3 separate regions of the Homo sapiens genome follow, and regions 1 and 2 are each linked to region 3. A link is a contact called in ENCODE Hi-C data. All regions are on one chromosome and are shown on one strand. Each heading gives the region's core, a stretch centred on a gene start or an enhancer-like site at or near the end of the contact. The rest is flanking DNA. Distances are from core to core; before and after follow the strand shown.

The links. A loop is a pair of places that touch in the nucleus more often than their neighbours do. Pooled maps may share reads with other maps.
Region 1: a map with no recorded cell type shows a loop between it and region 3 (18-fold over the local background). The contact joins the promoter of CCNB3 here to the enhancer-like site in region 3. A Hi-C loop is called at or near these places in 2 of 37 single-sample maps with no recorded cell type and 12 of 50 pooled maps.
Region 2: a loop to region 3 is called in a map of B cell, with 18 times the contacts of the local background. The contact joins the promoter of VCF2 here to the enhancer-like site in region 3. A Hi-C loop is called at or near these places in 3 of 168 maps with a recorded cell type or tissue (B cell, CD8-positive, alpha-beta T cell and naive thymus-derived CD4-positive, alpha-beta T cell), 3 of 37 single-sample maps with no recorded cell type and 10 of 50 pooled maps.

What each region holds. Positions count from the first base shown.
Region 1 is chrX:50,202,893-50,206,590 of GRCh38, reverse strand. It overlaps CCNB3 (cyclin B3), which reads right to left and starts at 1,826. Exons shown (of 13, transcript NM_033031.3): 1 at 1,641-1,826.
Region 2 is chrX:55,158,997-55,162,674 of GRCh38, reverse strand. VCF2 (VCP nuclear cofactor family member 2) reads left to right here and starts at 1,490. Exons shown (of 3, transcript NM_001166701.4): 1 at 1,490-1,538; 2 at 3,447-3,546. The coding sequence starts at 1,519. RefSeq lists enhancers at 701-1,201, 1,202-1,702, 1,528-1,827.
Region 3 is chrX:52,260,046-52,263,418 of GRCh38, reverse strand. All of the region lies in intron 1 of LOC105377209 (a long non-coding RNA gene), which reads left to right. Among named protein-coding and RNA genes, the nearest start is that of SNORA11D, 71 kb to the right of the region's middle. RefSeq lists enhancers at 742-1,241, 1,242-1,743, 1,556-1,915 and a silencer at 1,611-1,869. Within about 2 kb of position 1,843, at least 38 of the 41 ENCODE cell types and tissues checked have a DNase peak (open chromatin) inside an H3K27ac peak, as active enhancers do; they include B cell and CD8-positive, alpha-beta T cell, where a contact is called at or near this core.

The DNA of each region.
Region 1 (3,698 bases), core at 577-3,076, 2.1 Mb after region 3:
TTTCTTTTGAGACAGTCTTGCTCTGTCGTCCTGGCTGGAGTGCAGTGGCATGATCTCGGCTCACTGCAACCTCCCACTCCCAGGCTCAAGTGATCCTCCCACCTCAGCCTCCCGAGTAACTGGGACTACAGGCGGGCACCACAACACACTGCTAATTTTATTTTATTTCATTTATTTTTTGGTAGAGACGGAAGTTTTGCTATGTTGCCCAGGCTGGTCTCAAAGTCCTGCCCTCAAGCTTTCTTCCCGCCTCAGCCTCCGAAGGTGCTGGTATTACAGGAGTGAGCCGCAGCGCCCAGCTGTTACCAAGTAATAGTATATTTTATTTATTTATTTATTTATTTATTTTGAGATGGAATCTCGCTCTGTCGCCAGGCTGGAGTGCAGTGGCGCCATCCCGGCTCACTGCAACCTCTGTCTCCCGGGCTCAAGTGATTTTCCTGCCTCAGCCTCCCAAGTAGCTATAGACGCATGCCACCATGTCCCGCTAGTTTTTGCATTTTTAGTAGAGACGGGGTTTCACCTTGTTGGCCAGGATGGTCTCGATCTTTTGATCTCGTGATCCGCCTGCCTCAGCCTCCCAAAGTGCTGGCACTACAGGCGTGAGCTACCGTGCCCAGCTATTTAATTTTTTTTTCTTTTGAGACAAGAGTCTCACTCTGTCGTTCAGGCTGGAGTGCAGTGGCACGATCTCGTCTCACTACAACCTCTGCCTCCTGGACTCAAGTGATTCTCCTGCCTTAGCCTCCCAAGTAGCTACAGACGCATGCCACCATGCCCAGCTAATTTTTGTATTGTTAATAGAGACGGGGTTTCACCATGTTGGCCAGGATGGTCTCGATCTCTTGACCTCGTGATCCGCCTGCCTCAGCCTCCCAAAGTGCTGGGATTACAGGCGTGAGCCACTGCGCCTGGCTATTTAATTCTTTTTCTTTTGAGACAAGAGTCTTACTCTGTCGCCCAGGCTGGAGTGCAGTGGCGCCATCTTGGCTCACTGCAACCTTTGCCTCCCAGTTCAAGCCATCCTCCTGCCGCAGCCACTGCACCCAGCTGTAATGTTTAATACATTCATTCACTGATACACTATCTGCAGGGCAGGATAAACATTTTGTCACCAAGTAACTGTATATTTAAGTTTTTTTTTTCTTTTGAGACAGAGTCTTGCTCTGTCACCCAGGATGGAGTGCAGTGGCACCATCTTGGCTCACTGCAACTCTGCCTCCCAGTTTCAAGCGATTCTTCCGCCTCAGCCTCCCGAGTAGCTGGGACTACAGGCGCGCGCTACCACGCCCGGCTAATTTTTGTCTTTTTAGTAGAGACGGGGTTTCGCCATGGTGGTCAAGCTGGTCTCGAATTCCTGAGCTCAGGTGATCTGCCCGCCCCGGCCTCCCAAAGTGCTGGGATTACAGGCGTGAGCCACCACGGTCAGCCTGAAGTACTTTTTAAAGGTTATTTTTTCAGATGTTCCAGAAAAGTTTGTTGGTTTGACAGGGAGGAAATAAACTAATTAAAGGCTAGTTCCCTCAGCCAGTTTTCCTCCCACATCTCCAGCCTGACACAGGATATACTTCTATATTTATAATATATAATCAATATATAAGGCAAAAAGCTCTCGTCACGACTGACAATACATGTTGTACCTTTAACAAGCCACAAATGGACTGGAAGAAAAGCTATTAGCAGAATGTTCTCCACCTATCGGAAACTGAAAGAAAACAATACAAAAATAAACCAATCAAAATGTAGATGAGGAACAGAGAGAGAGAGAGAGAGAGGCGACCAACCGCCTCAGCCCAACTGTCTCAGAATGACGGAAATGCTTCCACAGAAATGCACCTCAGAACAACTGGTACGAGAGGCGGCCGGATTGACCCCACCATTCTCACCAGCAGGGGGAGATCACGAATCAGCGCTTTTTTTTTTTTTTTTTTTAGTCAGACTTAAAACCACCAGATGGGGCCAGAAGATCAGAGTAAATACCTTTCTACTTTTCTTTTTCTCAGGGAATTTCTCTTCTATCTCCAGACCCTGAAAGAAATAAAAGGCATGCTAATCACCACACACACACACGCGCGCGCCCCGCCACCCCCACCCCCAAGACGATGGAAGTGGCCAGTGCTGCCAAGCACCCCCACCAGTCACGTGGCCTCTGCGCTCCAGCGAGTCATTTATAATTAAAGTGGTAGGCATTTCATAAGGCTGTGCGTGAATTGAGATAATGCATGTAATACACAGTACCAGGCAAATTCTCAGTCCCCACTCCAGACCCGTAGAATGAGAAACTGAAGCCCTCCAGGTGATTCTGATGCACGCCAAAGTGTGACAATTACTGCTCTGGGAAAGAAGCCTGCCCACTCAGATAGCTAACCAAGTTTTTTGGTCATTTTTACAGATCCCATGACGCTGTGATTTCTGAATTATGTTTTCTGCCCTAAAAATTCCAAAACCTTGTGTCTTGAGCCCACCTGTGTGCCCAGTATTGTGGTGGATGCAATGAAAAAGAGATAGATAACCTTCTAGGCTTGCAATGTAGGTAATCTAGGAATAGGAAAAGGTAATTAACTCTACAAGGCCAGATTTAGTAAATGTCAGATGAATTATCCTGACAATAAGCAAATGTTCTAGGAAATCAGGGGAAGGAAATTTCATAATTATAAAAGGGAAGAGCCTGACCAGAAATAGCCACTGCCAAGCCAAGCCCACCCCTCAAAATTAGCCATAAGTCATTTTCTACCGCAAGGTTATGGAACAGAACTTTAGCTGCCTAATTAAGCCCCTGCCTATAAAAGAACCCCTAACATTCCTAAGACTCCACTTATCTTTAGCAGTTGCCCCCTGAAATTTTTTTATGATAATGTTTATAGACTTTAAAAGTCCTTTATTTTCCCCCTCCACTCCTCCAATCACTCATAGGAAAGAAAAAATATGTACAATGCAGACAAAACACAAACACTTGACAGAAGTAATTATACAGTTCCACTGCCAAGATGTTCAAAATGACTAATTTTTCACTTTAGTATGGTTGCATGAAGCTGCTCTAAATGTCATTGTGTACTCTCATGGCAGGAAAACCAAATCAGGAGAAAAAGAAGTGGTGTTCCCAATTATATTGGTCCACAGTAAATGATGTCTGATAATCATTGGCATCACTGCCCATTTTCTAAATGGTCATTGTGTCATCACATAAAAGGTAGGCTAAATCTGAGGCTGGAAGACACCCAGCAAGACTACCAGACAGACAGTGATTTCATGAAGGCTGATGGTTCACTTCATTTAATTTCCTTTTGCCATTATTCATGATAATTATATTATAAACGCAGGTCCCATTTTTATTATCTTCATAGTTTTTTCTAGCCAAATGCAAACCGAGAGTGTATTTAAAGTATTGATTTGCACTCTTATTCACAAGTTTGTGTGAAAGAGAAGAAGTTTGGGTAGAATAAACAAGGTTACAAAATAGATGATGGTGCTTAGAAAAAAAATGATGACCAAGGCTTTTGTGTTTAATATCTCAATATTTGGCTATTAAAGGCAAACCTAAGTGCAGACTATTCACACACCTTCACACACTAATACAATATATTCCTTACTTTGACTATTTGAATATCCCTTATCCCTCACCTGCCCTCCACCCCCTCTACTCAGTACAGACCAATTTGAGAGCCTCGAGAAGAGAAGGAAGAGGCAGTAAATGTACC
Region 2 (3,678 bases), core at 241-2,740, 2.9 Mb before region 3:
GCCAAGGAGCAGGGTGGGGAGCAATGGACGGAAAATTACTAAGAGGAAACACCACGGGTAAGGGGGTATTGTGGCTAAATTGAACTAACAGGATTGTTGGTGAAGGTGGGCCAGGGTGACTAGACATCACCTGGGGGATGAGGAACCTAACTGAGATATTGATGATGGGAAATTCTAACTAAACTGACTTAGCAGGATTCTTGTTAAAATTGCACAATGCAGCGACAAACATGGCAGTCTAAAAGTCCCCTGTCCAGGGCTGTCTACTCCACAGCCTCGGCTGCAGGGTCACCTAGCCCCTAGCTGGGTTAGGCTTCCTTTATGGCATGATCTTTAGTTCTTGAATCAGCCACTTTCCACATCTTCCCTTCCATCCTCAGGGAATGCAGCCCCCTGTGAGATCACCTACTTAACAGCAAGAACCAGGATCAGCCTAAACTCTAGCACTCCCTTTGCCAACTTTTTAGATAATAAATACAGATAGAGGAACATGATAATTCAGGAGAAAGCATAACTGCAAAGGATGATCCCTTAAGAAGGTGGAAGGCATAGGATCCAGGTGAAGGGCCTGGTCTCAAGTAGGATCCTGTCTCTTCCTCCAGGGAAGCAGCCAAGATTATAAGTGCAGGTCTACTGCTGTTGGGAAGTGGTGTGAATTCTTCTCTGATTGCTTCTATTTTCTCAAGGGAATATCAGTGAATATCATGAGAAAATTGGGTGCTGGTGCTTGTGGAGGGATCTTGTAAGTAGACTAGACAGAGAAGGTACACTTGTGGAGGGTGTACATTGTTTGTCTACTTGGCGGCGGGGGGACTGCCAGGAGAGTAGGGAGGAGAGAGTTAATAGCTTTGGGTAAGCTGGCTAAGGAAGGTGAATGGTGAGGAACGCGGTTGTGGTTAGTGGAGAGGAGGCCTCCTTGAGGCTAAAGGCTGTGGATGCTGGGGCACTGGAAGAGGTAGCTGTTAGGACACGATCGGGTGCTGCCCGTTATGAGAATGGGGGATGCAAGAAATGGACATCGTGGAGGGGCGCGGTCTTTCCTGAGGCCCAGGGCATGACCGCGGGCAGAAGAGACTTAAGTGGGGGGAAGGAGACCCCCCCGAGGACGGAGAGGCGCCGGCCACGGCCTGGTCAGCCCCGGGGGCGCTGAGGTCGCCGAGGAGGATCAGCGGTGTGAGGGCTGCGAGGACAGGGCGTGTGCCACGTGAGAAGCGTGTTCAGAGGCTGGCTGGGTGGGAGGAGAATGTCCATGGGATTGGCACAGGTCTCGAACATGGGGCGGCTCGGGCAGTCGCGCAGCAGAGCCTGACCCTCAGCGGATCGTCCCTCAGGCGTCAGCTCCCAACTGCAGGGAAGGGAGCCTGCGGCGGACCCAGAGGAAACAGGAGCCGACCTCCCCGGGCTCCGATGCGCAGGCCCAGAGCCCGTCAATCCTTGGCCAGCCCCGCCCTCCGGGCTGCGTTTTTCCGGCGGCGCAGGAACTTCCTGCGCGGTTGCTATGGTTCCGAGGGCAGGACTATGGGAGGCTGCCCTGTACGGTAAGTTCGTCGGGGCCTTTCCGGCCGGTACCAGTCCGAGCTCTGGTCCCCACGGTCATCACGCTTTGCTTTCTCAGCCAAGATCTCGGGGCTCAGGGCGGAAACGCAGCGGATATGTATTTTCTTCCGGGGTTGGTGGCGCTCGGCTCTCATGACCTGCAGGTGACAGTGTTGGCCGGTGGCGCGGCCCTGCTTGCCTCGTGCCCCGCCCTTCGTGCTTGAAAAAAAATCCCGCGAAGCCTTCTCCGAAAGAACATGCTGGTTCTTTGGTTGTCAGTGCCTTACAAGCCCTGGAGGCGGGGGTGAGGTGGGGATGTGGTCCCTCGCGAAAACTCAGTCAGTGGACAATAGCATTCTGTTTTTCAAATTGGCATTTCCTCGGTGAGGCTGCTAGGTACCCTAGCAACTGGTATTTCTGTTTCTCTGATTGGTTTTGTCATCTTTCTCCACGTGTTACTGGGGTTCTATGGACCTTTATCAATGTATTCTTTCATTACAAACGTCTCTGAATCTCATGGTAGAAAACTTGGTTAGACTGTTAAAGCGTAATAAAGGAAACCAATCTTATCCACAGTCCGATCACCCAGCCGTGACCATTAATCATATTCTGTGATAAATTTCCTTAGATGTTTTTCATTCGTAAAGTTGCATTTTAAAAAATGAGATTAACATTGTTTCATGAACATTCCGCTTTTTAAACTCAGCTTCACACTTTGAAAAATCATTTTCATAGTATTACTCTGTTTTAAAAACAATGCAAACGTATTGTAAGCTGTTGAAAGTTTCAGTAAAACTTGAGCGCAAAATACTCAAATACTCAAAATACCATGATCAAAGACAAACATCACCATGCTCCCTAATGAAGGCAGAGCTGTGGCATGTGTTTGTTTCACTCTTTTATCCTGGCACCTGGAGGAGTGCCTAGCACTTAGTGGATGCTCAATAAACATTGTGAAATAAAATAATATTTACACCCGGTCATTTTTTCTTTATATATAATCAATCATTTCATAATGGAGTGTAATATAGGAGCAGTTTTCTACGTGATTTTTTATTTGGCATTTTGTACTCAGTACTCAGTCTCCTAGAGTCTCCTAGTACTCAGTCTCCTAGAGATGAGAATTGATTAAAGAGTAATGAAATTATAAAAATGAGTAAACTCAGCCATTCTTAGGAGTACCAAAAACTCAAAAGTAAGTCTCTAAGCAAATGTCTGGTTAATAATAGAGTGCTGTGAAAACTATGTCAAACGCTGCAATCTGATTACTTATTGACAAGGAACTTGAAACTGAAGATGTAATCTTACCAATCATTGAAAACAATTTTGAGAAAAGAATGTTTCAAGGAAGTAATCAGCCACAATCTCATGGTGACAATCTAGTGGAGTAACTATGTCATAATATTAGCTGGTATAGCAACAGTAAGTGCCTAACCACATTCAGCATACAAGAAATATCTCTTCAGTGTCGCTACACCACTGGCATAAGAACTTAAGAGTAGACACTGGCAGACACACATGTCTTACGATCTTATTGAAGGAGTTAAAAATCACTTACCCTGGAATTGTAACTTCATGGAGTCAAAACAATGAAACTAATTAGGTAGATTTTGAAAACTTAGCTATTAAATTCCTCATATTCTTTATTTTCAAGGATCATTTAAGGTTATGAAAATTATTTCTAGAAATGAAATGCACAGCTTGGCTTTACTTAGAGTTCTTGTATTACATTTTTTTATCTTCATGCCTGGTAATGGAGTACTTATATGACTTTTATATCTTGGGATAGCAGATAGTGACATTTTTTCAGACAAGTTCTCATATATGTATGTTGTCACGGCTTTACAATTTAAGCATCCAAAAGATCAGTTGTTTCATGTAACAACTCTCTCTTTACAATTTATTTTCAGGAAAAGAAGAAGAAATGGCAGTAAAGAGGGCAACCATCATTCCACCCAGCCCAAAAGGAATAAGAGAAACCCTATCTTTCAGGATTCTCAAGATACAGAGGTAGCAAGTATGGTCAGATTGCCTCTATTTCATTCATTGCCTACACTAAATTATCCAATTTGTGCTCCATAATGAAAAGAAATGTATTATTCCAAGAAACCTTCATAAAAGTTTTCTTGCTTGATTACAGTG
Region 3 (3,373 bases), core at 594-3,093:
CATGACCTATTCATTAGCTAACATCTTCCTCATTCTCCCTCAAATTTATTGTATTTATGCCACTTAAAATATCAATAAAATAATTTTATGATTAAGAAGAAAAACAAGGCAGGGCAAAGAGGAGAGAAGACAGGGAGGGAAATAAAGAAGGAGGGAGGAGAGTAGCTTTGAGAAGGAGGGAGGTGTCAGATGTACTGAAGGCATCTGGACATATAGTGTAAAAGGATGAGGACGTGATCATAGTGTTAGGCAATATGAAGGCCATCGGTGCCTTTAACAAAAGCATTTTTCTGTTGAGAGGTGAGCAGGTAGAAGCTGCATTGAAGAGGTTTGTAATGATAATGATTATAGAACAAGGGAAGACAGATTTGCTGCTTGGAGCATCAGGGAAATGTGTCATTACCTTGGAGAAATATGGGATAAGGAACTGATTTCTGTTTTATTACATTTTGTATAAAATGTCAGAAACAAGAGCATGTTTATAGATGACAGAAGAATCCAGAATAAAGAAAGAATGTGACAATTCAGGAATAAGGGATAATCACTACAAAAGTCTCTACCTTGAGAAGGTAGAGGGCATGGGATTCAGGTGAAGGCCCGGCCTCAAGTAGGATCCTGTCACTTCCTCCAGTGGGGCAGCTGAGATTACAAGTGCAGGCCCACTGCTGTTGGGAAGTGGTGAGAGTTTCTCTCCAATCGCTCCTGTTTTTTCAGGGGAATATCAAGGAATATCATGAGAAGAGTTGGTGCTAGTCCTTGTGGGGGCTATTGTAGGGAGAGGAGAGAGAAGGTACACTTGTGGAGGGTGCACATTGTTTGTCTACTTGGTTACAGGGGGGCGGGGGAAGGCAGGGGGTTGCCAGGCGAGTAGGGAGGAAGGAAAATGAAGAGATGCGTTTGAGGAGCGAGAGTTAATAGCTTTGAGTAAGCTGGGTAAGGAAGGTGAATGGTGAGGAACGCGGTTGGGGTCAGTGGACAGGCCTCCTTGAGGCTGAAGGCTGTGGATGCTGGGACATTGGAGAGAGGGAGCTGTTAGGACTGGATGGGGTGCTGCCCATGATGAGAGTGCGGGATGCAAGAAATAGACATCGTGAAGGGGCGCGGTCTTTCCTGAGGCCCAGAGCATTACCGCGCGCGGAGGAGACTTAGGTGGGGAGGAGGAGGCCCCCTCAAGACGGAGGAGAGCCGGCCGCGGCCTGGTCAGCCCCGGGGGCGCTGAGGTCGCCGGGGAGGATCCGTGCTGTGAGGGCTGAGAGGAGGACAGGGCGTGCGTCACATGAGAAGCGTGTCCAGGGGCTGGCTGGGAGAGTGTCCATGGGATTGGCACAGGTCTCGAACGTGAGGCGGCTGGTGCAGCCATGCAGTAGAGCCTGGCCTTCAGCGGTCGCGAGCCTGAGCCATCAACTCTCAATAGCAGGGAAGGAGTCCTGCGGCTGACCCTGAGGAGACTAGCGCCTACCTCCCCGGACTCCGATGCGCAGGCCCAGAGCCCGTCAATCCTAGGCCAGCCCCGCCCCGAGAGCTGCTTTTTCCGGTGGCGCAGGAACTTCCTGCTGGGTTGCTATGGTTCCGAGGGCGGGACTATGGGAGGCTGCCTTGTACGGCCGGTTCGTCGGGGCCTGTCTGACCGGTACTAGTCTATTCTCTGGTCCTCATCTTCATTCTGCGTAGCTTCCTCAGGTTAGCTCTACCGGCTCTTTGCCGAGAAGCAGTAGAAAGGATGAATTTTCTTCCGCGGTTGGTGGCGCTTCATTCTTGTGGCCTGCAGGTGGCAATATTGCTCCATGGATACGCCCAACTCGCCTCTCCCCCCGCCCTTCTTGCTTGAAAAAAATGCCGCGGAATCTTTTTTGAGAGAAGAGGTTGGTTCTTAAACCTGCCAAGTCCTGCTGCTGGGGCTGCCTGTTTTTTAGGGGGTGAAGCGGAGCGGGTAGTGTCTCTTAAGAAAACTCAGAGCTGATGAACAAAATCTTTTTGCTTTTGAAATTGGCATTCCTCTTGAGATGATGCCTAGGTTCCTTAGTAACTTGTATTTTGACTTCTCTCAATGGTCTTGTCATTCACTGTCCCCAGGTTGTACTGGGCTTTGTGGACCTGGTTTTATATTGATAAATGCACGCACTCTTTTATTATGGAAGTGACTCAACCTCACTGTAGAAAATTTGGAGGACAAATACAGTGTAATAAAGAAAGCCAGTCTTACCCTCAGTCCCATCACCCAGCAATGACCACTGATAATATTTGTTGTTTCCTTAGAGTTTTTCATTCCCAAAGGTGCATTTTAAACACGAGTTCATATTCCATCGTTAGTTCATCTTTTTTAAACTCAGATTTTCAGTGTGAGTTACCGTGTCCTAAAAATCATTTGAAAAATGCTTGAAAATTTTTATTCATTTCCCATTCTAAAACAATACACAGTCTAGAAGCGTCGAAAAAATACTTAATAACTGAAATGGAAAGCAAAAATAACCCCTGACCCCCTATCTCATTGGTAAATGTGATCATGTAACCTTTCTAAGAACAGAAACTGTGATTGTTCTGCTTTGTTTTTGCTCACCATTGCCTTTTCGGCAAACTGACAAGAGTGTAGAGGAGTGTTCTTAACATACAGTTTTGAATACATGAACAAGTACCTTATTTCTTCCAGATGTTTATCTTTGTAAATACGGTGTATTTTTAAATAATGTTTGGATGATACTGGATGAAACAACGTGGCTTCCCCCTCACCCTTCCACTTAGCACTTTATTGTGAGCATTAAATTATTACCATTTTGAAAAAAGTTTTGCTGGCTGTTTTACACTCTACCCAGTTTGTCTTTTATTTCATTCTTGCACTGGAGGCAGGAAAACGTTCTGTAAACCAGCGTATAATCTTGTGTATGATAGACCGGTGATCTGAACGCCAGTGCCCTCTTTGAGGAACCCCAAGAACCTTGGCAATTTACTGCTTCTTCCTGTATCACAGTTTCCACGTGAGCAAAATGAAGGTTATAATAGCACGTGCTTCATGGAGGATGGTGGTCACCATAAATAGCACAACAGGTTCTTAGTTCCTGGCAATTGTAGACATATAATTATTGTTGTTGTTATCTCCAGTATTCACAACAATGTGTGTATTAGGATTTGCAATCCATGAGACCGAGTTTGATAAAATGTACTCTTCAGATTTACATAGAGCTGACACCTTTCCTTCAATTTCCCATTTCTGCCTTCTAGTAGAAAATTCATACTACTAGTTTTTAGGGCCATTCAGTCAAGGAAATGTGTAGGAGGAAAGCACATTGATAGATTTCTTAAAGTTTATCCCTTCATTAAATGAAAAGAATACTTTTGCACACATATATTTTTTACCATCTCTGATTATTTATAATAG